Linked DNA regions of Homo sapiens: region 1 is linked to region 2. Evidence: read pairs that join two places in POLR2A ChIA-PET (ENCODE). Cell type or tissue: PC-9. All regions are shown on one strand. Links, peaks and the distances in the headings refer to the core of each region. The heading gives the core; the rest is flanking DNA.

The links. ChIA-PET counts read pairs that join two places held together with the same protein. Peaks named below come from ENCODE experiments on the same cell type or tissue, not always from the same donor. Only the 100,000 strongest peaks of a DNase experiment are listed, where the experiment ranks them.
Region 1: POLR2A ChIA-PET joins it to region 2 with 20 read pairs; 4 of 35 experiments call an interaction of 5 or more read pairs at or near these places.

The regions. Positions count from the first base shown.
Region 1 is chr5:62,315,282-62,331,947 of GRCh38, forward strand. All of the region lies in intron 1 of KIF2A (kinesin family member 2A), which reads left to right. Among named protein-coding and RNA genes, the nearest start is that of KIF2A, 17 kb to the left of the region's middle. In PC-9, for the core only: no CTCF peak of the experiment used is centred there; no DNase peak of the experiment used is centred there.
Region 2 is chr5:62,373,455-62,389,105 of GRCh38, forward strand. KIF2A (kinesin family member 2A) reads left to right here. Exons shown (of 21, transcript NM_001098511.3): 18 at 233-383; 19 at 4,207-4,308; 20 at 7,664-7,799; 21 at 12,030-15,651. The coding sequence ends at 12,115. It overlaps DIMT1 (DIM1 rRNA methyltransferase and ribosome maturation factor), which reads right to left. Exons shown (of 12, transcript NM_014473.4): 12 at 13,800-15,598. The coding sequence ends at 15,556. Among named protein-coding and RNA genes, the nearest start is that of DIMT1, 23 kb to the right of the region's middle. In PC-9, for the core only: no CTCF peak of the experiment used is centred there; DNase peaks (open chromatin) are centred at 11,837 and 12,577; H3K27ac peaks cover 1,909 bases.

The sequences.
Region 1 (16,666 bases), core at 2,965-10,964, 63 kb before region 2:
ACAGCCAATATCTGGTTCCTTTGCCTAGAGATTCTGTCTGGTATGTAGTCTAGGTATCAGTATTTTACTTTAAGGCACCTAACATACTGATGAAGCTTAACTTGTCACACATTAGTGATTCCAGGGTATAGCCAGGGTTGTGATCCATTATTTTAGTAAAAGTAGTATCTCCTAACAGAGTATCTGACAAGACTTCTTGGAGAGTGAAGTTTAAATGGTGAGAGGAAGATGACCAGTCGGTTGCCCTGAGGGCAAGGAGGCATTCTAGCCATGTAGGCAGCATGGAAGAAGTCCCTGACTGGAAACAAAGCTGTCAGGTGAAGGGCATTTAAAACAGGCAGAGGGAGGATGATGAAGAAGATAAGGGAGGAGGGGTAATCTGGGGCACCTTATTAAAGACCTGGAAACAGAGGTAAGGTAAGGATCTTGGAATTAATTTCTAGGACACTTGGAAACTACTATAGGACTTAATCTCCTAAGAGCAGTAATAGGAGTTAGTGATTAGTGATAGATTAGAGGGAGCATAGTACTGAAAATGAGAGGTAGCATGGATAAGATTGCATCAGTCTAGGAGGGTGAGCAATGATTAAGGAACAGATGATATGCAGAACACACAGCAAGAAGAATTGATGTTATATTGCAATATATCCCTTGTGCTGAATAAAGGGCAGATGAGTTGAAAGGAAAGGACTTAACATTTGCAAAGTCTGAGTATAGCTTTTAAATCTCTTCAGTTTTATTTAATCAGGCTAACGCTGTTCAAGAATACAGTGTAGAGGACTGTAGAGCCTATCAAGGTAATATCAAAGAGAGCATCCAACTCAGGCTGCATATAGTTTTTGCCACTAATATCCTAAAAGTAATTGAGTTTAAGGTATAAATCACTTCCATTACATGTTTACCTGCAATGGGAATTTGCTTAAGCTATAACTAAGTACTTTGCCTTCTTAGTACTGAGCTGTAGTGTGTTAGCCAGGACCCTCTCAGAATTCTTGGAACGGAATGAGAAGGAAAAGCAGTACACAAAGAATATGACGTCATCTCTTTAAGGGATGAGGTGTTTTATTTCTTGAAATGCAGCTGCTCTTTTTTACTTTTTCTTTGCTCTTACTTTTGGCCTATTTTTTCTGTCCTGGCATTTGCCTTCTCTTTTTCACCCTTAGGATTCTAAGTGCCATTTCAGTATTCAGAATCTCTTAACTACAGTTTGCAATTTAGGACTTAAAAAGAGGTAAGCAAGGGATAAATAGGCACAGCACAGAGGCAGTGAAATTATTCTGTATGATACTATAAAGGTGGATACATGTCATGATACATATGCCAAATTCATAGAAGGTACAATACCAAGAGTCAACCCTAATGTAAACTAGGGACTTTGGGTGATAATGGTGTGTCAAGATAGGTTCATCAATTGTAACAAGTGTACCTGGTGCAGGGCATTGATAGCGCGGAGGGTGTGTGGGGTTAAGAATTGTACGGGAAATCTCTGTACCTTCCACTCAATTTTGCTGTGAACCTAAAAAAGGTTGGGGAGGAGAGGATGCAAACTTTAGGTGTTAAAAGTTAAAACCACTCTTGAAATAATGGACCAATTAATGACAAAAAAATTATAATTTATGAATGAGGATTAGTCATATAGGTGTACAATTAAGGTAAAATTTTGCCATTCATTTTTGTCATGCATAGTCTATTGGCCAATGTTAGAAGAAAAATTTTTCAATGAGCTATAGTATAGTAAAAAGGATTCACATATGTATGGCAACTTTAGCCCTTTTTTTTTTTTTTGAATCAAAGTTTCACTCTTGTTGCCCAGCTGGAGTGCAGTGGTGCAATATCGGCTCACTGCAACCTCTGCCTCCCGAGTTCAAGCAATTCTCTTGCCTCAGCCTCCCAAGTAGCTGGGATTACAGGCATGCGCCACCGTGCCCAGCTAATTTTGTATTTTTAGTAGAGATGGGGTTTCTCCGTGTTGGTCAGGCTGGTTTCGAACTCCTGGCCTCAGGTCATCCGCCTGTCTTGGCCTCCCAAAGTGCTGGGATTACAGGCGTGAGCCACAGTGCCCAGCCACCTATAAGATTTTTAAGAAATGAGAACAAATTAGGGGCCCTAATTAGTGAGGTACATCTTAGAATTTAACCACAGAAAGCTCTTTGATGAAATACTGCTGTTGGTCAAAACTTGCCTATATTGTTATAATGAGGAAGTTGACTTGTCCAAGGTCATACATAAAATAAGTAGCAAATCTGAGATTAGAACATAGTTTGTCTGCCCCCAAAATCCTCTACATACTAATTCATTGTAGACTGTAATTCATTTTTGTGCCCTATTAATGTTCCGGGCATTGGAAGTCACATAATTAATTTCATAATGCTTTTCTTTTCCTTTCTAGGGTATACTTTTTATTAATCAGGTGTTTTTATTAATCCAACTAATATTTGCTGTATGGCCATCATGTGTCCCTTCATCTGATTTCTTTGAAGAATTAGTTGAAGGACTTTTCTCTAGAAGAAGTTAGTTTGCCAGCTACAACAAAATAATAAGTAGCTATTGCACTCAGTACAAATGCTCTGTGGCTCTGTAATTTGACAAAGACATTCTAGTTTTCTCCAGTCTCTTTTGCTATTGCCTATGTTTAAACTCTCTTGCTCACAAGACTTTAGACAATTTAAACAGGAACAAATGCTATCGTAAGGATGTCTCATATTAGATGAGCAACAATATTGTCAGGAAAATAGTAACAATTATAGCAACTTGCTAAAGTGCTGACATAATAGATTGATTTGGGGGCCTGTCCAAATTTAGTGGACTTTTTTTTTTTTGGAGACAGAGTCTTGGTCTGTCACCAGGCTGGAGTGCAGTGGCGCAATCTCAGCTCACTGCAACCTCCAACTCCCTGGTTCAAGCGATTCCCCTGCCTCAGCCTCCTCAGTAGCTGGGATTACAGGCATGTGCCACCACGCCCAGCTAATTTTTGTATTTTTAGTAGAGATGGGGTTTCACTATGTTGAGCAGGATGGTCTCGATCTGCTGACCTCGTGATCCGCCTGCCTTAGCCTCCCAAAGTGCTGGGATTACAGGCGTGAGCCACTGCGCCCGGCCATAAATTTATTTTTATAAGCCCATTGTTTGAAATTATTTTGGGATTATATATGGGTTGTGTGTTTATTTTTTAAATTATAGCTGATACTGAGAGTTGCCTATAACTTCGCTCTAAGTATATGGTAAGTGCTTTCTTTATATGCTCTTTGGTTGCAGTTTTATTAAGAGTAATAACATTGCTTTTAAGTGTACATGCTGTTTTGGGTTTCCATTAAGAACAATTTCTTAATTAAAAATAAGTAGAGCTTCTTTTCCTTCTATTACTCAGATTTTTTCCTTTTTAATCTTTACAGGTGCTTCTTTCCCCATTCTCTTTAAGTATTGATGTTCTTCAGGGCTTGATCCTACCCCTGCAGTACTTCTCACATAGTATTCTCTTTCTGGGTAAACTAAATGCTTCTCTTTAGCCCACATTGGCTACAGACATGTACTGTTCGTATATGTCATGGATTACTGCATATCTCCATTTGGATATCTCATAAACACTCAAATTCAGCATGTCCAAAATTGAACCCATCACCCCTTCCTCAAGTTTACTTCAGTATTTCTCATTCACTCTATTGCTCCAGTCAGAAACTTGGTTGTCTTCCTTGACTCCTTATTCTTTCTTGACCTTATAGCCTTATTACCATGGTCTCTTAATTTAATGACTCAAGTAACTCTTCCTGCACTTTTTCTGTACCTACCGCTATAACTTTTGGTCATGCTAGCATTATGTCTTGCCTGTGCTGTTGCAACAAATTCCTAATAGGCCTCTCTACCTAGGAGAGTAATTTGGTTAACAACAACAACAACAACAACAACAACAAAAAACCCAAAACAATAATTTGGTTAATTACTGTTTCAGAGTAACCTTTCAGGCATGTAGGTTTGACCCTCTGATCACAGGCTTAAAACTTTGAAAGTGTTCTCTACTTCTGTTGCCCTTTTTATGAAGCCCAAGTCTAACATGGCTTATGGTGGACCCTGAACAAACTAACCTGCCTCTTCAGTCTTATTCTTGCTGCTTATTTGAGGCACACTATACTCCAGACAAGCTGAACTTTCTTGGAACACTCCACTTCTAACTAACCTAGCTAACTGCTGTATCTCCTTTTGATTCCTAGCCTAAGATGGGTCCCCTGCTTTATGAGTGGCGAGTCCCCTTTGTTTGCTCTGTCAAAAAACTCATTGTATTGTATTATATGTTTGTGTCTGGTCAGACTCAAGTTCCTTTATATTCCCCACTGCCTAGCACAGGCACTCTGCACACTTTATAAATTATCTGTTTGCTGAATCAGTGACTAAATGAACTTCCAGCTTCTCTTTCACTGCTCTGTCTATTCAAGTTTTGACATTCTAAAAAATTGACTTGTGTTGTTCATCCTCCAGGCATCAAGAATATGACATGACAAGGTGTGTGTCACTGTTTTTAATGTATACTTGTAATTTTCTCTTTAAGTTTAATTGCCTGTTTTGAATAGCAATATAGTCCCATGACTAATGAAGTTCCAAAATGATATATATGTATGTATGTATGTATGTATATATCTATTAGTCTCCATCCTACCCCTACCCCACAGCTAGCTACCCAGTTCTTCTCCAAGAGACAAAAATATTACTAGCTTCTTATATTTGTAGAGCATTACCTCTTTTTCATTTTTCAGGAAAATCTCTGCTTATATATCTCTATCTACATGTAGTATAAATATGTGTAAATATATACCTTTTTCCTACAGATGTTATATTGTATATACTGGAGTGTAATTTACTTAATAATAATGATATCTTGGAGAACTTTTGAGTAGATAAATAATAGTCTCATTCTTTCTTGTACTGCATTTCATTAGTGAGTAAATATACCACAATTTATTTAACCAGTCTTTTACTGATGACATTTACATTTGTGCCTAATCTGTAGCTGCTGCATAGCCAATACTGTAGTATTTAATAGCCTTCAACTCTTGACATTTTATACATACATGAATATATCTGTAGGGGAAAAAATCCTAGAAGTAGAAGCACTGGGTCAGATAATTGTGTATGTGTAATTTTGATAGATCTTGCTGATTTGTCTTCCATAGATATGAATTTACCTTACTATCTGCAAAAATGCCTGTTTCCTCATACTCTTATCCACACAGTGTACATTACACTTTTGAAATTTGCTAGCTTGGATTGTGAAGTTCAGGCTGTGACTATAGCATTTTTTTTTTTTAAGTGGCCCTGTAAGGGATGACATGCTTAATTTATGAAGTGTTTATGAGGTCCAAACATATAATAGAAAACACCTAAGTTCTGGTGTTTATCTGTCATAGCCAATATAGAAAAATAAAGAGTATATCCTATATTATGTCTGATTATGAGAAGAAAGTAATTTTTTAGTGAAAATTTTTTGAGAAATAAATATTATAGTTTTAACCTAATAAACCTAAAGAGCCCTTTAAAGTGCACAATTCAGTGATTTTTTTTTGGTATATTCATGAAGTTGTACAATTATTACCACTGTCCAATTTCAGAACATTTTTATGACAAACTGTAAAAGAAACCCATACCCATTAGCAGTCACTCTGCATTCCCCTCTCATTCCGGCCTTTAGTATCTGCCATTAATCAACTTTTTATCTTTGTAGATTTGTCTGTTTTGGACATTGAGTATAAACGAAACTGTACAATACATAGCCTTTAGTGTATAGCATCTGTCACTTAGCATAATCCATACTCAAGTTTATCAGTATAGTAACATATTTCAGTACTTTTTTTATGGTTGAATAATATTCCATTTCATTTCATTTATCCATCCATTAATCGATAGACATTTGGGTTTCCCATTTTTTGGCCATTATGAATACCATTCATATACAAGTTTTTGTGTGGACATAAAAGAACTGAAAATTGTTTTCAGTTTTTGTGGGTTATACCTAGAAGTGGAATTGCTGGATTATATGGTAACTATACTTACTTTTTGAGGAACTGCTGTATTATTTTCAAAAGTGGCTATATTATTTTGCATTCCCACTAGTAATATTTGAGGGTTCCAATTTTCTACATCCTGGCCCAAACTTGTTATTTTCCATCTTTTTTATTATAGCCGTCCTGGTGGGTATGAAGTGGCATTTTATTGTGATTTTGATTTGCATTTCCCTAATGACTAATGATGTTGAACGTCTTTCCATGTGTTCATTTACCATTTGTTTTGTTTGTTTGTTTGTTTGTTTTTAAAGGATAGAGTCTTATTCTGTCTCCCAGACTGGAGTGCAATGGTGTGATGTCAGTTCACTGCAACCTCTGCCTCCTGGGCTCAACTGATCCTCCCCGCTCAGCCTCCCAAGTAGCTGGGACTACAGATGCACACCACATCCGGTCGATTTTTATATTTTTTGTAGAGACATGTTTCGCCACGTTTCCTAGGCTGGTCTCATACTTGTGGGCTCAAGTGATCCGCCCACCTTGGCCTCCCAAAATTCTGGGATTACAGACTTGAGCCACCATGCCCAGCCATTTGTATGTCTTTTTTGGAGAAAGATCTGTTCAAATCCTTTGTTCACTTTATAATTTGGTATGTTTTCTCTTTTTTTTTGAGACAGCGTCTCACTCTGTCACCCAGGCTGGAATGCAGTGGCATGATCATAACTCATTGCAGCCTTACCTCCCAGGCCCAAGTGCTTCTCCCATTTCAGCTTCCTGAGTAGCTAGGACCACAGGCACAAGCCACCTTGCCTGGCTAATTTTTTTTAGAGGGGATTGGGGTAGGGGAGAGACAAGGTCTCACTATGTTACCCAGGCTGGTCAGACTCCTGGGCTCAAGTGATCCTCCCGTCTCAGCCTCTCAGAAGTGCTGGGATGACAGGTATGATCCACCGTGCCCAGTCAATATTTATTTTTTTATTGTTGAGGTATAAAACTTCTGGATACTACTGCCATATCTGATACATGCTTTATAGATATTTTTTCTCATTCTGAGGGTTGTCTTTTCCCTTTATTGATAGTATCCTTTGAAGCACAAAAATTTTTAATTTTGATTAAGTCCAGTTATCTATTTTTTCTTTTGTTGCTTTTGCTTTTGTTATATCTAAGAAACCATTGTCTAATCCAAGATGAGACCTACCTTTATGTCCTACTACTTATGTAGGCCTTTCCATGGACTATATTACCTAAAATGTTTATGTTCTTCCTTGATCTTAACACTAGTTCTTGACCTTTTAACATAGAAAACAAATTAAGCATTTGACAGCAAATATGCTGCAAGTCTTTGGTAAAGGATGAATAAGGCCTTGAAATACCTTGCAACTCTAGTCTCAAAGTCATCTCTTTGTTACCAGAGTTGAAGGGTGGGAAACGGTTGCCTTTTATCTGTGTACCTACACACATATATGCATATATGGTATAATGTATCAATATTTACAGAGACCATAGTAAACACAGCACAAAACCAGGCATTAAGAGATGCATGGGAAATAGCATTTAAATGGTAAATATGGTAAAGATTGTTTTATGGTTTTTGGGTTTTTTTTTTTAATGATCATATTTTTAATGTTACTTTAAAATAGATTAGTGGAATGTGATTCAATTTAGTAAAAAAAAAAAAAAATCAGCTTTATTAAAACATCTGAGAAAGCCGGGCGCAGTGACTCATGCCTGTAATCCCAGCACTTTGGGAGGCCGAGGTGGACAGATCACATGAGGTCGGGAGTTCAAGACCAGCCTGACCAACATGGAGAAACCTCATCTCTGCTAAAAATTCAAAATTAGCCAGGCATGGTGGCGCATGCCTGTAATCCCAGCTACTCAGCAGGCTGAGGCAGGATAATCGCTTGAACCCGTGAGGTGGAGGTTGCCGTGAGCCAAGATCACGCCATTGCACTCCAGCCTGGGCAACGAGCGAAACTCCATCTCAAAAAAAAAAAAAATCTGAGAAAGATGGAAAAATAAATGTATTAGAAAAGGTTTTTAAAAAGGAGAATGTTAATCGAGACCACGTTGAAACCCTGTCTCTACTAAAAAAATACAAAAAATTAGCCGGGCGCGGCGGCGGGCGCCTGTAGTCCTAGCTACTTGGGAGGCTGAGGCAGGAGAATGGCGTGAACCCAGGAGGTGGAGCTTGCAATGAGCTGAGATCACACCACTGCACTCCAGCCTGGGCGACAGAGCGAGACTCTGTCTCAAAGAAAAAAAAAAAAAAGAAGAATGTTAAAAACACATAAAATTATAGCTTTATACATTCTGAAGTAAATATTGATGAGTTGATAGGATAGCTAGAATTTGTTTCAAAATAATCCAGTTGTGATAGAAGTGGCAGTGGGATTGGCCATATATTGAAAATTAGTGAAGCTGAATGTAGGGGGTTATCATCTATTGTGTAAGTTTGCAATTTTTCATAACACTTTAAATTTTTTTTGCTGGGTACAGTGGCTCATGCCTGTAATCCCATCACTTTGGGAGATCGAGGTGGGTGGATCGCCTGAGCCCAGAAGTTTGAGATCAGCCTGGGCAACATGGCAAAACCTCGTCTCTACTCTGCAAAAATTAGCCGAGCATGGTGGTATGTACCTGTGGTCCCAGCCACTCTGGTGGCTGAGGTGGGAGGATCCCTTGAGCCCCAGAGGTTGAGGCTGCAGTGAGCTGTGTTCATGCAACTGCGCTCCAGCCTGGGTAACAGAGGGAAACCCTGTCTCAAAAAAAATAAAATAAATAAATAAATAATTTTTAATGAAAATTCTTTTTCAAAATGCCTCTGCACAGAATCTCATTTACAGTAGCCACCTAAAGAATAAAATACCTAGGAATACAGCTAACCAAGGAAGCGAAAGAGCTCTACAGTGAGAATTACAAAACATTGCTGAAATAAATCTGAGATGATACAAACAGAAAAACATTCCATGATCATGGATAAGAAGAATCAGTGTTGTTAAAATGGCCGTACTGCCCAAAGCAATTTACAGATTCAATGCTATTTCTATCAAACTACCAATGATATTCTTCACAGAATTAGGAAAATCTATTCTAAAATTCATATGAACCAAAAAAGAACCTAATAGCCGAAACAATCCTAAGCAAAAATAACAAAACCAGAGGTATTATACTACCCCCATTTCAAGCTGTACTGCAAAGCTGCAGTAACCAAAACAGCGCGGTACCGATATAAAAACAGACACATAGACCAGTGGAACAAGATTGAGAACCCAGAAATAAAGCCACACACCTACAACCATCTGATCTTCAGCAAAGTCGATAATAGCAAGCAACGGGGAAAGGACTCCTTATTCAGTAAATGGTGCTGGGGAAACTGGGTAGCCACATGTAGAAGATTGAAACTGGACCCCTTCCTTTCACCATAAACAAAAATTAACTCAAAATGGATTAAAGACTTAAATGTAAGACCTCAAACTATAAAACCACTGGAAGAAAACCTAGCAAGTACCATTCTGGGCATTGGCCTTATCAAAGAATGTATGACCAAGTCCCCAAAACAATTACAACAAAAAGAAAAAAAATGACAAATAGGAGCTAATTAAAGAGCTTCTGCACAGCAAAAGAAACAGAGTAAACAGACAACCTACAGAATGGGAGAAAATATTCACAAACTATGCATATGACAAAGGTCTCATTTCCAGAATCTATAAGAAACAATTCAAGCAAAAAGCAAACAGTCCCATTAAAAAATGGGCAAAGGGACACACTTGCTTTCTTAAGTCGCCTGCTTGTTCCTCTTCCAAGTTGTACTTTCTTTTCTTTCCTTTCCTTACTGTTGTAAAGCTTTTCTTTTCTTTTCTTTTCTTTTTTTGAGACAGAGTCTCGCTCTGTCACCCAGGCTCGAGTGCAGTGGCGTGATCTCGGCTCACTGAAACCTCCACCTCCTGGGTCAAGTGGTTCTCCTGCCTCAGCCTCCTGAGTAGCTGGGATCATAGGTGCCCGCCACTATGCCCGGCTAATTTTTGTATTTATAGTAGAGATGGGGTTTCGCCATGTTGGCCAGGCTGGTCTCGAACTCCTGACCTCAGGTGATCCACCTGCCTCGGCCTCCAAAAGTGCTGGGATTACAGGCATGAGCCACCATGCCCAACTGTAAAGCTTTTCAATAAACTTTCATTCCTGCTCTGAAAGAAAAAAAAAATGGGTAAAGGACATGAACAGATACTTCTCAAAAGAAGACATACATGTGGCCAACAGGTATATGAAAAAATGCTCAACATCACTAATCATTTGAGAAATGTAAGTCAAAACTGCAACAAGACACCATCTCACACCAGTCACGATGGCTATTATTAAAAAGTCAAAAAAATAACAGATGTTGGCCAGGTTGCAGAGAAAAGGGAACACTCACACACTGTTGGTGGAAATGTAAATTAGTTCAGCCACTGTGGAAAGCAGTGTGGAGATTTCTCAAATAACTTAAAGCTATTCAACCCAACAATCCCACTACCGGGTATGTACACAATGGAAAATAAATTATTCTACAGAAAATAGACCTGTACTCATATGTTCATTGCAGTACAGTTTATAATAGCAAAGACATGTAATCAACCTGGATGTCCATCAGTGGTGAACTGGTTAAGCTGGAGCTAAACATTGGGTAAATACCGGACACAAAGATGGCAACAATAGACCCTGGGATTACTAGAGGAAGGAGGGTGGGAAGGTTGAAAAACTAGCTGTTGGGTACTCTGCTCACTACCTGGGTGATGGGATCATTTGTATACCAAACCTCGGTGACATGCAATTTACTCATGTAACAAACCTGCATATGAACCCCAAACCTTAAATAAAAGTTAAAAAAAAATGCCTCTGCAGACCAAATATTTCTCTTGGTTTCTGATCTACTTTTTAGGTACTATCCCATGTATTTCCTGCCAGTATCTTAAACTTACCAAAAACAGAATCCATTGCCTTTATCCCCATATTTCTGTATTTGTATTCTGTCTGTTGGTTAGTGGAGACACCATATATCTGGTTTCTCAAATAGAAATCTTATTGATAATGCCAGCTTCCCTCATTCCTTGAGGATGTTTGCTCCTGGCCCACCCACACTCTCAGCAAAATGACCTTGCTTGTCATTTCACCACCAAGAAATATAAACAACCAGTAAAGAACTACAAGTCAGCCACATCTACCCAACTACCAGCATCTGTGCCTATATGACTGCCTTCCTTCCTTTGCTGTGGACACATTTTTTCTGTTCCTGTTTTGTGCCTCTTTCCTCCACTTGTACTCTGGATCTTGTCTCCTTTCACCTGCCCAGTCACAACTTCAGTGGTCTCTCTGTGCTGCATCAACAGTTATTTTCTTTACTGAGTCATTTCCATCAATATGGAAATGCTGTTATTTCTCCCATCCGAAAAAAAAAAAATCCTCTTAGGCTAGGTGTGGTGGCTCACACCTATAATCCCAGCACTTTGGGAGGCTGAGGCAGGCAGATCGCTTGAGCCCAGGAGTTTGAGACCAGCCTGGGCAACATGGTGAAACTCCCTCTTTACAAAAAATACCAAAGGTTAGCAGGGCATGGTAGCACATGCCTGTGGTCCTACCTACTGAGGAGGCTGAGGTAGGAAGATTGCTTGAGCCGGGGAGGCGGAGATTGCAGTGAGCCGAGATCCAGCCACTGCCTCAAAGAAAAAACAAAAACCTCTTGACTACTCTCTTTGAGGCATTGCTCCTGTTTTACTTGATCTGTTAGCAGCATTTGACACAATTAATTCACTCCCTTTTGTTTGAAATACCTTCACTTAGCTTCTGTGACTACTCTTCTGATTTTTCTTCTTTTTCTCTGGTAAATTCTTGATCTCCTTTGCTGGTATCTCATTTCCCTGACCTCTATACAGAATTTTAAAGATCGGGACTTCTACCCTCATTCTCTTAGTGGTCAAATCCACTTTGATTGTCTTAAAAAATACTGTCTGTATTGGTGTTTTGCAAACTTTTTTTCATTATTGCTCTGCCTGAAAAGCCTTTTGACTACTTTATTGCCTAATCACCCCATCGCAGTGAAATTTCTCTGCATCTGTTTATGGGTTGTAGCCCTTCGGAGGGCCACAAACCATTGTAATATCTAAGATCTGCCCTTCCAAAGAGCCAGTTTTTATCACCTTGGGGATATCACCTCTGCTGAGAATGCATGATTTAAATTGACAATCCCCAAGCTTTTTTCTTCAGCTTTGACCAACTTCAGTCTATTAGAGAGCCTACTTCATATCTCCACTGGACAGATATCTTAAACTTCATACGTACAAAACCAAACTCATAATCTGACTTTAGCCTTTCTTGCCACATGGAGCTTCAGTGATCTCATTCTTCTTTATGTACCTTTTGTTCTGGCAGCACTGAATTTGAAATATACATTTTACCCTAGTGGTAAAAGGGCTTAGAAGAGTGATCATTTATTTTCCTAACCGAAATTGGCCAGGCTTTGAAAGTAGAAATTTCCACGACTCAGGGCCACTATCATCATAATCTTCCTGTACGTAGAGTGGAGCAGGAGTTGGGATGACAGAGTCCTGGGGGGAATAATAACATTGCACTAACTGTTGAAAAACATTCCACAAGATCCCTGTCTCGTTAGGATGTATGCATAAGAGAAGATGCTATGTACATGTAGCTGTGAAAAGTTCACAGAATAGCACTGCTGTATTGGTATGGAATTCCCTTTTGGGTAAATAAGCCAGGGAACAATTAGATAGCATCGTTCAGTGTATTCAGGAGAATACCTGGGAAAGACAGTTCTTCAGAATTTTGAACTATTGGCAACATGTTGCTTTAACAACACCACTGTAAAAGTCTTTGGTATTCTAAATAGGAAATCTTGTATTCTTTAACACGTAAGTAAAGATACATTTGGTATATATTCTGTTATCCAAAGGAATGTAGATACGAAGAATAGCCTTTTAATTAAGGCTAATAGGTTTTGAGATTTATTTAGTTAACTTATTTAGTAAACTTCATGAAGTGTTATTTCTAGTACTGTGTGGTTTTTTTTTTTTTTACATTGTTACTATTTCAGCTAGAATTGTAATCATATTACATCGTGATTTTAGAATTTTGGTTTTTATGTTCTCTTTACAAGTGGTTTTGGACGGTGTTTTAACCTTCCTTTTCCCCAGCCCCAAATATGCTGAACAACATCAGGAAACTACAGTGATTTAATACTCTTTTTTTTGAAATGGAGTTTTGCTCTCGTTGCCCAGGCTGGAGTGCAGTGGTGCGATCTCGGCTCAGTGCAACCACTGCCTCCGGGGTTCAAGTGATTCTCCTGCCTCAGCCTCCCAGGTAGCTGGGATTACAGGCATGTGCCACCATGCCTGTCTAATTTTGTGTTTTTAGTAGAGACGGGGTTTCTCCATTTTGGGTCAGGGTGGTCTCAAACTCCCAACCTCAGGTGATCCGCCCGCCTCAGCCTCCCAAGGTGCTGTGATTACAGGCGTGAGCCACCGTGCCCGGCCTGATTTAATACTTTTTAATGGTATCATAGCTACTTTATGACATTTTTCTTATTACTGTTACGCAAATTCTGAATGAAACTTTTCTAAAAAGCTGCACAACGGGCCCTTCTAAATAATAATGCTACCTTAATTGTTAGTGTGCAGCTCAACAGATCCGAAGTTTCCCCATCACCCTATAGAAACTGAGCACTATTTTTTACATCCCTTTTCAAAACAATAGATGAGGTAAGAATTTGAAAATTCATAGTTTGTTTTCAATATGAATAAAATTTGTCCCGTTTTTAAGTTGTATTTTCGTAATGAAAATCTTAGCTATATCATTTTCTTTTTTCTCTCCTTGTTCCAAACTTTCAGGTTTGTGTTTAATGTCTAAGAAAGGAAATACTAGAACTTTCAATTTAGTTAAAAAACAGTAACATCTTAAGTGTGATAAACCAAACAGAAATGTCTCTATGTTTGGCAAAGTCACATTCCCCAGAGATTTACTAAACAGCAACAGCACTGTTACCAGTGTCAGCTGAGACATTATTTATGTCCTTCTCTAATGGCTTCTTGTTCCACTAAAGCTATTGAAGAAGGTGTAATGCTACATAGTCCTCATGAAGGACTCTTTTCCTCACTGCTTAGATTAGCTAACACAACCTGAATATCAGAATTTGAGACTTTGAATTCTGCTGCTGATCTGCTGTGTGACTTCCAACAAATCAAATTGCTTTCTGTCCTCAGTTACTGGTCAGTGGCACCTAGGAATAAATTGACATTTACTGTTAGATTATAAATAATAACTGCTTTGAGGTAGTTGGCAAAACCAAGATATAATGTGTGACTGTTAGTGTAGTTAACATTACTGTGAATATTACTGTGTAGTTAACTTCCATTTTCTAAATAATGCTTTTTTGTAGCATCCTTGTCCTTTTAGTCTATTTTAAAGCAGCATTTGACAATCTTTGTTTTCCCAACTTTTCTCCATTTTGTGGTTATGATAAAATTATAATATAGACATTAAAGAGGGGAATTATTTTCATGCGCTTGAAGGAGCATCCTTTTAGAATTCTTTTAATAAGCTGAAGAAAGGAATTGTATCTGTTTTAAAAGACCAATCTTAAAACTCTTTAGACAATGAAAGCTTATTAACATGTTTTTCTATGACTTAACTTGGAAAGATGGCAGTAAAATTTTTGAATTTGCATTCTACAGTGGCAATTGGTTTACTAAGTAAATATACAATTGATTGGAACCACTATTTTATGTACCTAATTATTATTTAAGAAAAATGGGGCCGGGCACAGTGGCTTATGCCTGTAGACCCAGCACTTTGGGAGGCCGAGGTGAGCAGATCACTTGAGCCCAGGAGTTTGAGACCAGCCTGGGCAACATGGCAAAAACCTGTCTGTACAAAAAATACAAAAAATAGCCAGGTGTGGTGGCAGGCACCTCTGGTTCCAGCTACTTGGAAGGCTGAGATGGGAGGATCACTTGAGCCCAGAAGGCAGAGGTTTCAGTGAACTAAGATTGCACCATTCAACTCCAGCCTGGGCGAGAGTGAGAAAAAGAAAGAGAAAAAAAAGAAAGAATAATGGAAAACCTGTTATTTAATATAGGTTTTGATCAATCACCTGATATGAAGTGGCAAAGGTTTTACCATCAATGTGTTCTGAGGTAATTTATCTGGTGTGGAATGACTTGGAAGAAAGTATTTCCTTCAAGCATCTGTTTACCAACCACTTTGAGTAAACTTATGTATTTTACTCATCTTCTGGAAACAACATTGTTCTGCCAGACACTTGGTCTGAATGTGTGATTTTGCAATTCAGAGTAATATTTCTTTGTTCTTCTGAGAATGGATATTTATGCATGTTTTCCTCTTAGTCTCTGCTTGAGAGGTACAGGAGATAACTAGATTTTATTAGCATATGTTTAAAAGTCTATTAAAAATGCTTTTAAATTATTTGGTGGTATTCTGATTGAAAATGGAAGGGGTTGCTAGAGGTTTTATCAAGAATAGACACACTATATATTTTAATTTATTGGCAGGTAAGCTAGATTTTCCTATTAGTTTTCATTACATGGCTGTATACATATGAATCACCGGTGACTACTTTTTAAAAATATGTGTACAAATTTTTAAATTATATTTTTTGTAGTAATATGTTATAAAGCATTGATTTGTTATATTTTTAAATTTATCATACTTTAAACAAAACAGATTTAAACAACTTCAATGGATTTGGAAATAGCCATTATAAACAATCTTATAACTGAAGTTTTATTTTTACTAATAATTTAAGTTGTGTTATTCTTATACATATTTAGGTTTTGAAATTTTTATAAAGGTCTAGGCTGGGCGCAGTGGCTCATGCCTGTAATCCCAGCACTTTGGGAGGCCAAGGCAGGTGGATCACCTGAGGTTGGGAGTTCGAGACAAGCCTGACCAACATGGAGAAACCACATCTCTACTAAAAATACAGAATTAGCCAGGCGTGGTGGTGCATGCCTGTAATCCCAGCTCCTCGGGAGACTGAGGCAGGAGAATCGCTTGAACTGGAGAGGCAGAGGCTGTGGTGAGCTGAGATCGTGCCATTGCACTCCAGCTTGGGCAACAAGAGCAAGACTATGTCTAAAAAAAAAAAAAAATTATGTTTTCTGGGATTGCAGGCACGGTGGCATATGCCTGTAATCCCAGCTCCTTGGGAGGCTGAGGCAGGATAATTGTTTGTTGAACTTGGGAGGCAGAGGTTGTGGTGAGTTGAGATCGTCCACTGTACTCCAGCCTGGGTGACAGAGCGAGACTCCGTCTCAAGAAAAAAAACAAAATTATAAAGGTCTTAATGTCTTAAAAGTATGAAGAGAAATTTTTATAGAAACGTCTAAAGGGGAACTGATAAAAATAATGTTCACTTTGGGGGAAGACTTGCCATATGTATGGTCATATACCACAATCCTATGATTAGGGTAGTTAGAAATAGAAACGAAAAAAAAAAAAACAACATAGAGTTTGTAATCCTAGGTATGTCAGAAACAGCTGCAACCTTTTAAAAAACTGCTTGGATCTGAAAAGAATTGATTGTTGCTTTTTTGTATTTTTCCTAACGTTCTACTACTATATTTTCTTAATAAAATACATATTTTTGTTAGATTTTTAATATTCTGACTTTT
Region 2 (15,651 bases), core at 7,652-15,651:
TAATTATATTTGATATAATATAATATGAATTATATAAAGTTACCTAAGCAGATTTCCTAAAACTAAACAACCACTTAAGTGTTTCTACAGATTTCAGATAAATTTTACCTATAAAGGTGACATCATCAATCTTAGTATGTTAACTGAATTGCGTGTATATTGAATAGGCTGGTATTTTCTCGTTCCTCTGCATGAGTGTTTTTAACTTTAGATACCTCTTATGTATTTATAGGGTCAAAGAATTGACTGTAGATCCAACTGCTGCTGGTGATGTTCGTCCAATAATGCACCATCCACCAAACCAGATTGATGACTTAGAGACACAGTGGGGTGTGGGGAGTTCCCCTCAGAGAGATGATCTAAAACTTCTTTGTGAACAAAATGTGAGTGTACTATGGTTGTAAATGTTATAATCTTAGTTCATTTCATCAGTAGCAGAACTTAACTGAAAACTATCATTTAAATGAGGTGTCAGGCTGTGGGTGTGGTGGCTCAAGCTTGTAATCTCACCAATTTGGGAGGCTGAGTGAGAGGACTGCTTGAGGCCAGGAGTTCAAGACCAGCCTGGACAATTTAATGAGACCCTTTCTCTACAAAAAATTTAAAAATCATCCAGATGTGGTGGTATACACCTGTAAGTCTAGCTACTAGGCAGGCTGAGGTGGGAGGATTGCTTGAGCACAGGAATTCTGGGCTGTAGTGGACTGTCATAGCATCACTGCACTCTAGCCTAGGTGACAGAGCGAGACCTTGTCTCTTAAAATAAATGAGTAAATAAGTCAGGGGTCAGCAAACTACAGCCTGTGGGCCAGCCATCTATTTTTACAAATAAAGTTTTATTGGAACATATCCATGTTTATTCTCTTAAGTGTTGTCTGGCTGCTTTCTTACCTACCATAACAGCAGTAACAGAGACTGTTTGGCTCATAAACCCAAAACATGTATTATCTGGCCCTTTAAGGAAGTTTCCAACTCCCAATCTAAACCATTCATTTTTTTCCCTTAGATTTTTGTCTGATATTAAAATTTGGGAAAAATTTAAAGTAATATAGGGAAAAACAACTTCCAACTCCCAATCTAAACCATTCATTTTTTTCCCTCAGATTTTTGTCTGCTATTAAAATTTGGGAAAAATTTAAAGTAATATAGGGGAAAACAACTTTAAAAATTACACATATAATAAATATTATAAAGCTTAAAAACAAGCCAGGCGCGGTGTCTCACGCCTGTAATCCGAGGCCGAGGTGGGCGGATCACTTAAGGTCAGGAGTTCAAGACCAGCCTGGCCAACATGGTAAAACCTGTGTCTACTAACTACAAAAATTAGCTGAGCATGGTGGCACACGCCTGTAGTCCCAGCTACTCAGGAGGCTGAGGGATGAAAATCGCTTGAAACTGGGAGGTGGAGGTTGCAGTGAGCTGAGATCCCACCACTGCACTCCAGTCTGGGCATCAGAGTGAGACTCCATCTCAAAAAAAATTTTTTAAAGCTTAGAAACAAAAGAACTGTGGACATATGCATCTATATTGAAAGGATGTATGCACTATATTAAAATCAAACAGCAAAATACTAACATTTGTTAAATCTGATTGCTTTTCTGTATGATTAAAATTTTTAATGATACTTTATAATTTAAATTTTTGATTTCCCAATTATAAAAATAAATACATGCCCATTGTATAAGGATAGAAAGAGATAAAGAAATAAAAAGGTATATATAATACACTTTCACATAATTGCTTTTAATGTATTGAGAGGGTTCTTTTCTGTGTGTGAGATGTAAAGGTGTGTTTTTAAAATGCATATTCTGCATAGTTTGGTGTCATTCTATTCCCACTAAGTCTTATCATGGCATTTTCTCATCATGTTAAGTTAGCATTGATTAGTTGCTTACTACATGACATACATTGCTAAGCATTTTATTTATTATCTGATCTCATTATCACAACTCATTGTAGTGGGTACTATAATTATCCCTACTTTATAACTGATATTCTGAGGTTTAAATAATTTGACCAAGATTTTACAAGTAGTAAGTACTGAAGCCAGGATTGAAATTTAGATCTTATTCCAGCGCCAAACCTTGTATCAATTAAACTCATTGCTTCCTGCAATACAGTATTCTTTGTAAACAATGTTAGTTAGTTCTAATACTTTGTAGCAGATACTTAGCCCAAAATATTCTAGAGTAACAGATACACTTACTACTTTTTGTTACCATGTTCCAAATCACTGTTACTAAAGCAGGGCTTAAAGCAGTGGTCCTTAACTAGGAGCAGTTTGGCCCCCAAAGCAAAATGTATGGATATTTTGCTTGTCACAACTAAGGTGATGCTGCTAGCATATAGTGGGTAGAGCCAGGAATGCTGCTGAACATCATACAGTGCACAGGAGTGTCCCCCTCACCTTATCCCCATACAATGTCAGTAGTTCCAAGACTGGAAAAACCTGGTTCAAACTAAGAGTTCTAAACTTTGAACCATAAAAACTAAAAATGAGATTCTGGCCTCAGTCCATCACTTATGTCCAGAATTTTTAAGAGAGACTGTAGTTGCTTTTAGACTCTTTAAAGTAAACCCTGCATTGCATCTAGATATGTTACCTCCCAAAGATGTGGAAAACCAGAGCAAGATAAGTACTCCCTATACATATCTTTCCATTTTATTATTGCATCTATTGGGCCTCTGTAGAGCCTTAATTTGGAGAGGTTAGATGACCAGAACTAATCCAGGGGAGTATGACATCATGAGTTTTTACAGCCTCCATGTTTGAGAGAGTGTGCATTTCTGTCACCTTTGCCACACCCAGGGAATTATCTTGCCATGACTCAGCATTAGCCTTTAGTTAAGTATTGGTGCGTGTGTACATATTATTATTGCTATATTGTCTTAACAAAGTAGATTAAAATGGAACAGCATCTAAGACACGCTCTAGAGATCGGAGAAGTTTTTTTTGTTTGTTTGTTTGTTTGTTTGTTTTTTTGAGGTGGAATCTTGCTCTGTCACCCAGGCTGGAGTGCAATGGCACGATCTCAGCTTACTGCAACCTCCGCCTCCCGGGTTAAAGTGATTCTCCTGCCTCAGCCTCCCGAGTAGCTGGGATTACAGGCGCACACCACCATGCCCAGCTAATTTTTTATATTTTTAGTAGAGACGGGGTTTCACCATGATGGCCAAGCTGGTTTCGAACTCCTGACCTCAAGTGATCCGCCCGCCTCAGCCTCCCAGAGGGCTAGGATTACAGGAGTGAGCCACCACACCCAGCCGAAGTTTTTTTTTGTTTTTTGTTTTGTTTTGTTTTGTTTTTTAATCATCATCTGAACATGGCCTGGAATCAGAGAAGCTCTGACTTGCTATAGGACGAAAATATGAATATATTGTATATAGTTGTCCCTCAGTTATACATGGAGGATTGGTTCCAGGACTGCCTGAATATACCCAAATTGCGCATACACAAGTCCCACAGCTGGCCCCGTGGAACTTGCAAATATGAAAAGTTGGGCCTCTGAATATGAAGGTTTCACATCTCTCAAATACTGTATTTTCAGTCTGCATTGGTTGAAAACCAGATATAAGTGGACAAGCACTGTTCAAACATGTATTGTTCTAGAGTCAACTATATGTTTTTTGTTGTTGATGAAGTAAAATTGTGAATTGTCCATTGAAATTTCTATAAAAACTGGTATAAATATATTCTGTAGTATATTTAAGAAATTAGTTAAGAGTTAAGTCCTTTACAACACTAATTTGATAGTCATGAAAGACATTTTCTTTACATCATCTAAAGATACTATCTTCATATCTTTTTTAACAAAAGAAACTTAAACATGTAAATTAAATTGTTAGTGAAAAGTAGACAATACTGAGGAAATATTTCATACATTTACAGCCTGCAATAACTGTATTTTTGAAAAGTTGGGCTGTTCCAAAAGAGAGTACTCTTTCAGCATAGTTCGGCAATAAAGCTTAGGCTAAGTGAAAAATATTCCCTACTCATCTAAGTTTTAGTTGTCTTATTGAGAGTTGCATAAATATTTTTACCCAAAGAAAGAAATCGTGGCTTTGCCTTTTATATATATTTTACTAGCCTTTACCATTCAAGCCTCTTCAATTTCTAAATGATATTTTTCTAAATTAAAAAAAACTACTTTTATAACATTTAAAATACACACTATATCATAATTTCTTAACTATTTTTATTTTAAGGAAGAAGAAGTCTCTCCACAGTTGTTTACTTTCCACGAAGCTGTTTCACAAATGGTAGAAATGGAAGAACAAGTTGTAGAAGATCACAGGGCAGTGTTCCAGGTAAAGTAAGACAGGACTTTCCTTCAAAATATTTCTTGAGATAAATTAAGAATTTGTCATAATTCCTTAAATATCACACTATTCCTTAAAAAATACTTGTTTGTATATATGTATATGTGTATTTGTAGGGCATGTGACATGGCAAATTTTTAATACAATGAACGATGGCTACAAATAACATTTCTTTGCACCATGGTGAAACGTTCTACTTTATTTACCTCCCGTCCCCCTTATTGGTTTTTGTCATTTGTCCATTTTTAGGGAAGAGTGTCACTTCTGCCCACCAGTACTTCCTTCTAAATGTTAGGCCAATGTATTTGATAGCAGTTAAGAAAAACTCTTTTAAAGGGTTTTGGAGCAGTTGAGGAAGTATCAGTTGTTGCAGAAAAGAGAGACTACTTACTTCAGGAGATGGAGAGTTACTGCTCTGAGCTGTCAGTGGCAAGTTAAGGGAAGGGTGTTATATCACCACCTGTAGCAGTAACTCCTTAGGCATTCATTCCATTATGCATTCAACCTGTTAAAAGTATTTACTATATGATACTCTACTCCCCTTTTTTTAAACAAGAAAATGTCCTATCATGGTGATATTTGAGGGAGTGAAGATATCATTTGGACATCTTTATGAAGACTGTACAATTGACTGGCAGCCGCCCCCACCCTCCTGTAATACTATGAACACTTCTTGAGAAAAAAACAATAACTGCCTCCCTTGTTGACTTGTATTCCTTCTTTGATGTTGAAGGAATCTTTGTCATTAAACAAAGGAACTTCAGCTCTAGGCCATTCAAGAACCTGGATAAAGGGCTCAAAAATGACAGAGAACACTTTATGTCAGATTAGGATACACGTTCATTAAAACTATTAGAGTTTGGCCAGGCGCAGTGGCTCATGCCTGTAATACCAGCACTGTGGGAGGCCCAGGAGGGTGGATCACTTGAGCCCAGGAATTCAAGACTAGCCTGGGCAACATGGTGAAACCCTGTCTCTACAAAAAATACAAAAATTAGCTGGGTGAGGTATAGCATGCCTGTAGTCCCAGCTACTCGGGAGGCTGAGGTAGGATTCCTTGAGCCTGGGAGGTGGAAGTTGCAGTGAGCTGAGATCACACCACTGCACTCCAGCCTGGGCAACAGAGTGAGAAAAAAACAAAAACTCTAGAGTTTTAGTCAAACTGTTATTATGAGACTCTCTTTAGAAGCCAAGGTGTTTAAGTAGAGAACGGATGCTAATAATTTAAGAAAATTACACACCTGTAATCCCAGCACTTTGGGAGGCCAGGGTGGATGGATTGCTTGAGCCCTGGAGTTAGAGACCAGCCTAGGCAACATGGCAAAACCCCATCTCTATTTAAAAACAAAAAGAAAAGTGTCATATGTGCCCTTTTGGAACAAGGTATCCTATAAAGACCATCATTTCCCACTCTGCCATTTTTTAGATAAAATCTTACAGCTGTTTATTGGTAAAATTAGGTGTTCTGACTTTCAACCCAGTATTCTTTTTACAATTCTCTATATCATTCCTCTGTATTATGATCTGCCATTTCACAAAATAAGGTTTTGTTAAACCAAAATTAAGTGTACAGCTAAAGGAAAAGGAAAGAAAAATTGGAGTGTATGACCAGGCGTGGTGGCTCACACCTGTAATCCCAGCACTTTGGGAGGCCGAGACGGGTGGATCACCTGAGTTTGCGAGTTCGATACCAGCCTGACCAATATGGAGAAACCCTGTCTCTACTAAAAATACAGAATTAGCTGGGCATGGTGGCGCATGCCTGTAATCCCAGCTACTTGGGAGGCTGAGGCAGGAGAATTGCTTGAACCCAGCAGGCGGAGGTTGCAGTGAGCCAAGATTGTGCCATTGCACACCAGCCTGAGCAACAAGAGTGAAACTCAGGAAAAAAAAAAAAAAGGAAAATTGGAGTATTTTTGCATTTTCTAATTAATATGTTTCCTAATCAAGACACATACCTATGTTAACCAGTTCTGTCTGGTGCTATATAGTCTAATTATAATTAGTCATTAAAGTCAATTGATGTTCGGAAAATTGAGATTGTATGCATCCTAAAAGCAAATCCACGTATAAGAGCTTTTATGTCCAAATAGCTCTTTAATTCAGAAAGATCTGGTCTTGTTTTGTTTTTTGTTTTGAGACAGTCTCGCTCTGTCGCCCAGGCTGGAGTGCAATGGCGCGATCTCGGCTCACTATAACCCCTGCCTCCTGGGTTCAAGCTATTTTCCTGCCTCAGCCTCCCAAGTAACTGGGATTGCAGGCGTGTGCCATCACGCCTGGCTAATTTTTTGTATTTTTAGAAGAGACAGGGTTTCACCATGTTGGCCCGGCTGATCTTGAACTCCTGACCTCAAAGTGATCCACTTGCCTCAGCCTTCTGAAGTGCTGGGATTCCAGGCGTGAGCCACCATGCCCAGCTGGAATTTATTATTACCTCTTGGCCCAACCACTGTGAGTCCCTAATTGGATATGTTAGTTTGTCAGGTTCTAGGCTACCATAGCCCCCATCAAAGTGCTCAGTAGCTTTATTATGCACATTCTTCCCGTTTTAGGGATGGATATTGAGGTTTTGAGACTTACTCTCCTCTTTAATATTGATGTATTTGATGCATTCCCTCCCCAAAATTCCCATCCAAAGTAGAGTAAAGATAGAGAAATGAAATGATGTTGCTCAGCCCATCTTTCATGTGTTTGTGTTAGATTTTGAGGACATACAGTTGACCCTTGAAAACTGCAGGGGGTTAAGGATGCTGACCCCCAGCACAGTTGGAAATATATATAACTTTTGAGCCCCCCTAAAACTTGACTATTGACCAGAAGCCTTACCAATAACATAAAAGTCTATGAGTACATATTTTGTATGTTATATATGTGATATAAGGTATTCTTACCACAAAGTAAGCTAGAGAAAAGAAAATGGTATTAAGAAAATCGTAAGAAAGGAGAATTATATTTACTATTAAGTAGAAGTGCATCATCATAAAGGTCTTCATCCTCATCATCTTCACATTGAGTAGGCTGAGGAGGAAGAGGCAGGCTGGACCTGGTGTCTCAGGGCTGGCAGAAGTGGAGGAGGTGGAAGGGATGGCAGGAGAGGCAGGCATACTCAGCGTAACTTACATTGAAAAAAATCCACATAAGTGGACCCAAACAGTTTAAACCCATGTTGTTCCAGAGTCAACTGTATTTCTTAATTATACTGTCTGTGAATAAAGATGTTTTATGTCTATTGACATTTTAGAGAATACTATCTTAAGTATGTTTGATTATATTTAACAGAATTGTAATTTGGTTTCTGTTGCACAAAGATGCTTATTGGATTATCGAATTTTTGTCCTTGTAGGAATCTATTCGGTGGTTAGAAGATGAAAAGGCCCTCTTAGAGATGACTGAAGAAGTAGATTATGATGTCGATTCATATGCTACACAACTTGAAGCTATTCTTGAGCAAAAAATAGACATTTTAACTGAACTGCGGGGTAATTCTTTTTCCATTTTAATGTTTGAAATCTGATTGGTATTGGTATGTATATTGGTGAGAGGGCTTCTTCGTATTGCAAGAGGACATACGAAGTGAAAATTAGGGGCACTGTTTAGCATCTATTTTCCAGAGGTATAAAGACAACTAACCATTGTGGTTTTTCTAAAAGTCATGGCATAGCATTTCAAGTTTTCTCTCATATTTTAAGAAGACAGTCATCTTAAAGAGAGAAAATGTATTTTTAACAAATTTATAAATTTTATGTACCTATTCAGATCTTTAGTTTGGTAGGCTGATGCTTATGAGAATTATCTTCTTTCTGTGCCTTTTTTCGGGTCTCATTCTGTTGCCCAGGCTGGAGCACAGGGGCGTGATCATGGCTTACTGCATCCTCAACCTCCTGTGCTCAAGCAGTCCTCCCACCTCAGTCTCCTGAGTAGCTGGGACTACAGGCGCAAGCCACCACACCCAGCTAATTTTTAATTTTTTGTAGAGATGGGGTCTTGCTATGTTGCTCAGGCTGTCTCAAACTCCTGGGCTCAAGCAGTCCTCCTGCCTTGACCTCCCAAAATGGCGGGATTACAGGCATGAGCCACCACACTTGGCCTCTGCCACTTTTTTTTAAATGAAGGAGGTGTCAAGATGACTATCCTCTGTACCTTACTCATGAAGGGAAGCATGTGCCTTACCTACTAAGTCGTGTCTTTTTGGTTTTTTAGTTAGCTTATCTGTGTAGCTTCAGCTATGTATTTCTTTATGTGTTAATTTCTTAGGCATTTGCACACTGTTGGCTTTGTTTAGGTGTGAGTGACCATCTGGATGTGTGTGTACACGCAATCCAACATAAACCAGAATGAAATTCCTAATTTGGGGCAGTAAATAAGCTGCTTAATTTTTTTAAGGAGGCCCTCTGTGATGTTGATTAGTTGTTTTGAAGGGTTATTTTTCTTTTAAATTTATTCATTTATTTAAATTGACATCCCAGCCTGGGCAACATAGAGATCCCATCTCTAAAAAATAATTTAAAAATTTAAAAATTAGCCAGGTATGGTGGTGCCTGCCTGTAGTCCCAGCTATTGGGAGGCTGAAGTGGGAGGATCACTTGATCCCAGGAGTTTGAGGCTGCAGTGAGCTAGGATCACGCCACTGCACTCTGGTTTGGGCAACACAGTGAGATCCTGTCTCAAAAAATTAAAGAGTTGACAGATTAAAATGTATGTAATAGGTACAACATGATGTTTTGAAGTATATACACGTTGAGTATCCCTTATGTGAAAAGCTTTGAACAAGAAGTGTTTTGGATTTCAGATTTTTTCAGATTTTTGAATATTTGCATTATACCAAAAGTTTGGGATTTTTGGAACACTTCAGGTTTCAGGTTTTTTTTTTTTTTTTGTCATGGAGTTTTGCTCTTATTGTCCAGGCTGGGTTACAATGGCACGATCTCAGCTCAATGCAACCTCTACCTCCCAGGTTCAAGCAATTTTCCTGCCTCAGCCTCCCGAGTAGTTGGGATTACAGGCACGCGCCACAATGCACAGCTAACTTCTGTATCTAGACGGGGTTTCACCATGTTGGCCAGGCTGGTCTTGAACTCCTCACCTCAGGTGATCCACCTGCCTCGGCCTCCCAAAGTGCTGGGATTACAGATGTGAGGCACCGAGCCTGGCTTTGCTTTTTTTTTTTTTTTTGAGATAGTGTCTTGCTTTATCGCCCAGGCTGGAGTGCAGTGGCAATCTCAGCTCACTGCGACCTCCGCCTCCCAGGTTCAAGCAATTCTTCTGCCTCAGGCTTCTGAGTAGCTGGGATTACAGGCGTGTGCCACTGTACCCGGCTACTTTTTGTATTTTTAGTAGAGACCGGGTTTCACCATATTGGCCAGGCTGGTATCGAACTCCTGACCTCACGTGATGCACCCACCTCAACCTCTCAAAGTGCTGAGATTACAGGCATGAGCCACCATGCCTGGCCAGATTTTTTTTTTTTTTTTTTTTTTTTTTTTTTTGAGATGGAGTCTCACTCTGTCACGCAGGCTGGAGTGCAGTGGAGCGATCTTGGCTCAGTGAAAGCTCCGCCTCCCAGGTTCATGCCATTCTCCTGCCTCAGCCTCTTGAGTAGCTGGGACTACAGGCGCCCGCCACCACGCCTGGCTAATTTTTTTGTATTTTTAGTAGAGACGGGGTTTCATTGTGTTAGTCAGGATGGTCTCGATCTCCTGACCTTGTGATCCGCCCATCTCGGCCTCCGAAAGTGCTGGGATTACAGGCATGAGCCACCACGCCCGGCCTGCACAGCCAGATTTTTGGATGAGATGTTCAACACATATATGTTGCTGACTGGTTATGAAGTTGGTTATTTGAAATCATATTTTGTAAAGTCAGCAGTGACTGTTGAACTAAAATTTTCATTTGTTTCTCATATTGTTCATATTCAACCCTTTATTTAAATTGTTTTGATCATTTTTCTAATCTGCAATAATTCACAATCAGCTTCTGTATCCATTTTATTCAGAAGACAGATCCTAATGCACTCTGGTATTTTTTCTTTGTAGCATTCAACTTAATTGACTTCCTTTCCTTTTCTCAAATTTCATGTGTATCAAGCATATCCATAACTTTTAAGAAATTACTATCTAGATATATTGCATTATTCAGTCCTTAGAATTTTTTTAACCACCCAGAGATAAATTTGGGATTTATAAGAAAAATTTGGGCCAGACACCTGTAATCCCAGCACTTTGGGAGGCTGAGGCAGGTAGATCACCCGAGGTCAGGAGTTCAAGGCCAGCCTGGTCAACATTGTGAAATCCTGTCTCTACTAAAAATACAAAAATTAGCCAGGCATGGTGGCACATGCCTGTAGTCCCAGCTACTCAGGAGGCTGAGACAGGAGAATCACTTGAACCCGGGGCAGGGGGCGGAGGGCGGAGGTTGCAGTGAGCCGAGATCACGCCACTGCACTCCAACCTGGGTGACAGAGTGAGACTCCATCTCAAAAAAAACAGAACAGTAACAGTTTGAGAGCACCAAATCTAGAAGTTCTTAAATTCATTTCAAAATTTCAAAAAAGTTAACTTTTTAAACATCACTGTACTTTCAAAAAGGGGAGGAAAATTGAGATTCCAACTTTATTCTGAAGTCTACAGAGTAGGGTTTCGTAACCTTGACACTGTTAACATTTGGGGCTAGGCCTTTCTTTGTTGAGGAGTGTTATCCTGTGCCTTGTACAATATTTACCAGCATCGTTGGTCTCTGTCCACTACATGACAGTAGCACCACACCAGTTGGGATAACCAAAAATGTCTCTAGACATTACCAAATGCCCGCTGGGGGCCAAAAATCATATCCAGTTGAGAGCCACTGTTATTGAAAGATAGCTTATCTTCACAGCTGCATGTAATTTGTCTGACAATTTACTAACCTATTTCTAGTTTTTACATGACTCTAGAGCAGTACATGACCAGAAAATGCGTAAAATCAAGAAATATATCATTTAGTCATCCCCCCTTCACAATCCCCCTTCCTCACAGTGAGGACAAAATGTAAATTTCTAAAAATTCAAATATATTTTACATGTTCATAGCTTTAAAAAGGTAAAATAGGGGGTGCTGAGCACGGTGGCTCATGCCTATAATCCCAGCACTTTGGGAGGCCAAGGCGGGCAGATCACCTGAGGTTGGGAGTTCGAGACCAGCATGGCCAACATGGTAAAACCCCGTATCTACTAAAAATACAAAAATTAGCTGAGCGGGTGGTGCACGCCTGTAATCCCAGCTACTCGGGAAGCTGAGGTGGGAGAATTGCTTGAACCCATGAGGTGGAGGTTGCAGTGAGCCTAGATCGCACCATTGCACTCAAGCTTGGGTGACAGAGTGAGGACTCCATCTCAAAAAAAAAAAGGTAGACTATGTATTTTACAATGTGAAACCTGCCTATACTCTAGGAGGAATTCCAATAAATTAAAACAGAGAACTGTAAATGTGCCAAACAGAACAGAAAGCTATTGAAAGATACAGAAAAACAGGTATTTCTGGAAATCTGTAACAAAAAACTTTCGCAATAGTTGAGCATTCTATTTAGTTCCGAGTTTCTAGACAACAAAGAACAAAAGGAAAAATACTGAGTTACTGTTAGGAAATAACACAGCTGACTTGATTGAACCCATAAAGTTGTAAACTCTTACTGCGTGTAATACAATACTTATTCCCTCTTTCTTTTCTTTTTCCAAGATAAAGTGAAATCTTTCCGTGCAGCTCTACAAGAGGAGGAACAAGCCAGCAAGCAAATCAACCCGAAGAGACCCCGTGCCCTTTAAACCGGCATTTGCTGCTAAAGGATACCCAGAACCCTCACTACTGTAACATACAACGGTTCAGCTGTAAGGGCCATTTGAAAGTTTGGAATTTTAAGTGTCTGTGGAAAATGTTTTGTCCTTCACCTGAATTACATTTCAATTTTGTGAAACACTCTTTTGTCTACAAAATGCTTCTAGTCCAGGAGGCACAACCAAGAACTGGGATTAATGAAGCATTTTGTTTCATTTACACAAATAGTGATTTACTTTTGGAGATCCTTGTCAGTTTTATTTTCTATTTGATGAAGTAAGACTGTGGACTCAATCCAGAGCCAGATAGTAGGGGGAAGCCACAGCATTTCCTTTTAACTCAGTTCAATTTTTGTAGTGAGACTGAGCAGTTTTAAATCCTTTGCGTGCATGCATACCTCATCAGTGATTGTACATACCTTGCCCACTCCTAGAGACAGCTGTGCTCACCTTTTCCTGCTTTGTGCCTTGATTAAGGCTACTGACCCTAAATTTCTGAAGCACAGCCAAGAAAAATTACATTCCTTGTCATTGTAAATTACCTTTGTGTGTACATTTTTACTGTATTTGAGACATTTTTTGTGTGTGACTAGTTAATTTTGCAGGATGTGCCATATCATTGAACGGAACTAAAGTCTGTGACAGTGGATATAGCTGCTGGACCATTCCATCTTATATGTAAAGAAATCTGGAATTATTATTTTAAAACCATATAACATGTGATTATAATTTTTCTTAGCATTTTCTTTGTAAAGAACTACAATATAAACTAGTTGGTGTATAATAAAAAGTAATGAAATTCTGAGAAGAGTTTTATCTTAGGAAAATACATATATATGCAGTGTGTGTGCCAGTGTGGTATTAACAAGACTAATAGTGCAGTTTGATCCTTACCAATATCATTACTTAATTTGAAGTGTTCATTAGCACCCCAAAATATACCTTTTCTATGTACTGTTAAAAGAAATTGGCTTCTGATGCATGAACATTTACATGTACATTGAAAGTAGTCCATAATAGAAGTTAGTTTAAGCCAAGTGTAGACAGTACATTACTCCCTTGAAAAAGAATTAAGTTGAAAGAGTTGACTTTGCCTTAAAAGGCAGATCTAACCCAAGCTCCATCCAGTACCAAATGTGAAACTTCATTGTTGTTTGGTGAGAATCGCCAAATTCTCACTAATACATTGGTATGGTGTAGGGCATGCTACTTTTTAAACAGCAGCACTTATTTTTACAGATTGCTACTCCAAGGAAGAAAACTGGCCACTTTTCATGTAAATATTTTGTTCAAAGATTTGTATATCTCTCTAGGAGTTTTCCCTCAGTTCCCAGGATGGGGTCCAGGAGTAGATTAACAGCTAAAAATCTCCCAAGGATATCTTGTTTTGATTTATTTACTCCAGGGAACTATCAGCTCCTTCACAGGAGCCAAAGGGGAGCTATGAATAGAGGGTCACATGAGCCAGATTCTTTACTGTTCATAAAACCCAGAGAGTAGTTGTGAAAGATCCTAATACAATTGTGAAAAGCTCTGTAAACATGAAATCTAAAACAAATGTAGATTTTCACAATATGCTTATTAATAAATGAAGTCTATGGAATAAGTTTTAGAGATAATTTACTTCAGTCACCTTTGTTTTGGAAAGGACTCAGGTTTTCTTGCAGCTGTAAGATATATTCTATTTGTGTTTATTTCAAAGGGAAGAGGAAGGATGGAGAACTGTTACAATTGACCTTGCAAAGGATATTTAAAAAAAAGGTAGTTTTTGAGATTAACCAACTTTCAAAGGGCAATAAAGACATGTGAATTTGCTCATTTTAAAGCACAACAGATGATTAGCTTCAAATTTATTATTTGCATTGGATGGGTACTGTCTTTGGAAAGTCTCCTTATAGACAAATATGCTGCCTTACACTATGATGGCTTCATTCTGATCAGGTATTTTAAAAATTAGTACCAGAAAAGATACTGGAGGTAATATAATACAGTCCTTCAGCTTTACAGATAGTGAAAACTGAAGGCCAGAAAAGGAACTAAAACTCAGCAGTTCATAGGGGTAGAGGGAAATAACCTGAGAAAGCCGAGTTAAATCTTAAAATTTTTACTATAAGGATAGAGATGATACAAGTGAACTCTGCAAAATAGTTTTGTGAAATTAAACAAAAAAATCTACTCTTAATGTATATTATTTCATATTTGTTTAACAAAAGCAGCTTGATGCCTTTGTTCTGGATTATACATTAAGAACAAGCATTATTTTAATTATGTAGTAACATTTACTATGACTTTGAAGCCAGATTTCAAAATCTGGCTTTGTTAAATTAATTGGAAACACTCTTCTATTAAGTTAGGTATTAAAAAAAGCCAAATATCAATAAAGATATTTTTATTAATTTTTTATAGAAACAAAATAGCTACTATAACTCTATTATAGTATATTAACAGCACTTAGTATTATATTGACTTAAACATAGTAGCTAATAAAACTAGTTTATGACATCTATTGAAATTCTCAGTCTGACAGTTTTAAAATAGCTTAAAACTAAGCACCAGGTATATGAAAAAGGAACTGGAAATTTTAATTGTCCAGAAATCATAGGAATACTGGGAACCTGTAGTTATGGGAAATGGCTGTTTTTCTGAAGTTGAAACCAGTTTCAATTACAAAACCCTCTGAAATTTTGCTAAGCCTATAGTTATCTCCCTAAGAACCATAAAAAAAGATAATTTTATTGTTAATTTCATTCCAGTTTAGCTTCCTCATTTTACATGTTGGGAGTCATGCCCTTTAATATGCCTGGCACTGCACGGTGGCAGTAGCAGACTTGGGCTTACCCAGAACCCTAAGTCTCTGACGCTATAGGATAGCGAAAGAGGTAGGCAATCGTAACAGACACTGTATAGGATAAATAGGGAAGAGAATGAGAGAACCAAAATAAAAATAATTTAAGAAACAATTGTTTTACTGTACATGTGAATAACAAGAAATGGTACGGGGAATGTGAATAACACGAAATGGTATGGGGAATGTGTGACTAGTGAAGCATATTTTAACTTTTTTATTACTGGAGGAACAGAGCTAAAGGCCTAAAGAAGGCCTTACAGTATATAACAGTAAATAGAAGAGTAACATCTTTATACAATAAACTGTTAGAAATGATAAGTGTAAAGTTGTGCGTCTCTGCGGCTCCTGAACTTGAAGATTATTATGAATAGATTGGACCAGCATTATATATTAAAAACTTTGATACTTAGAACTTTCCAACTTTAAAATTCAGAATCATAAATGGTGACAACAGTAGTAGTATTGAACCAAAAATAGTCAAGTAAATAATGTCTCAGTAAAGCAAAAGCATTATCTTCTCAAATACAAAAAATACAAAATTCATTTCTTTTCTTGACCTTGAAAATTTCTGTTTTCCAAATACCTAGGAAAAATGAATACCTTCTGCGTTGAATCCATGTAGCAATCTGAAAAAAGAAATCAAAATGGAATGGTACTGAAAAGCTAATTTGTAGCACAT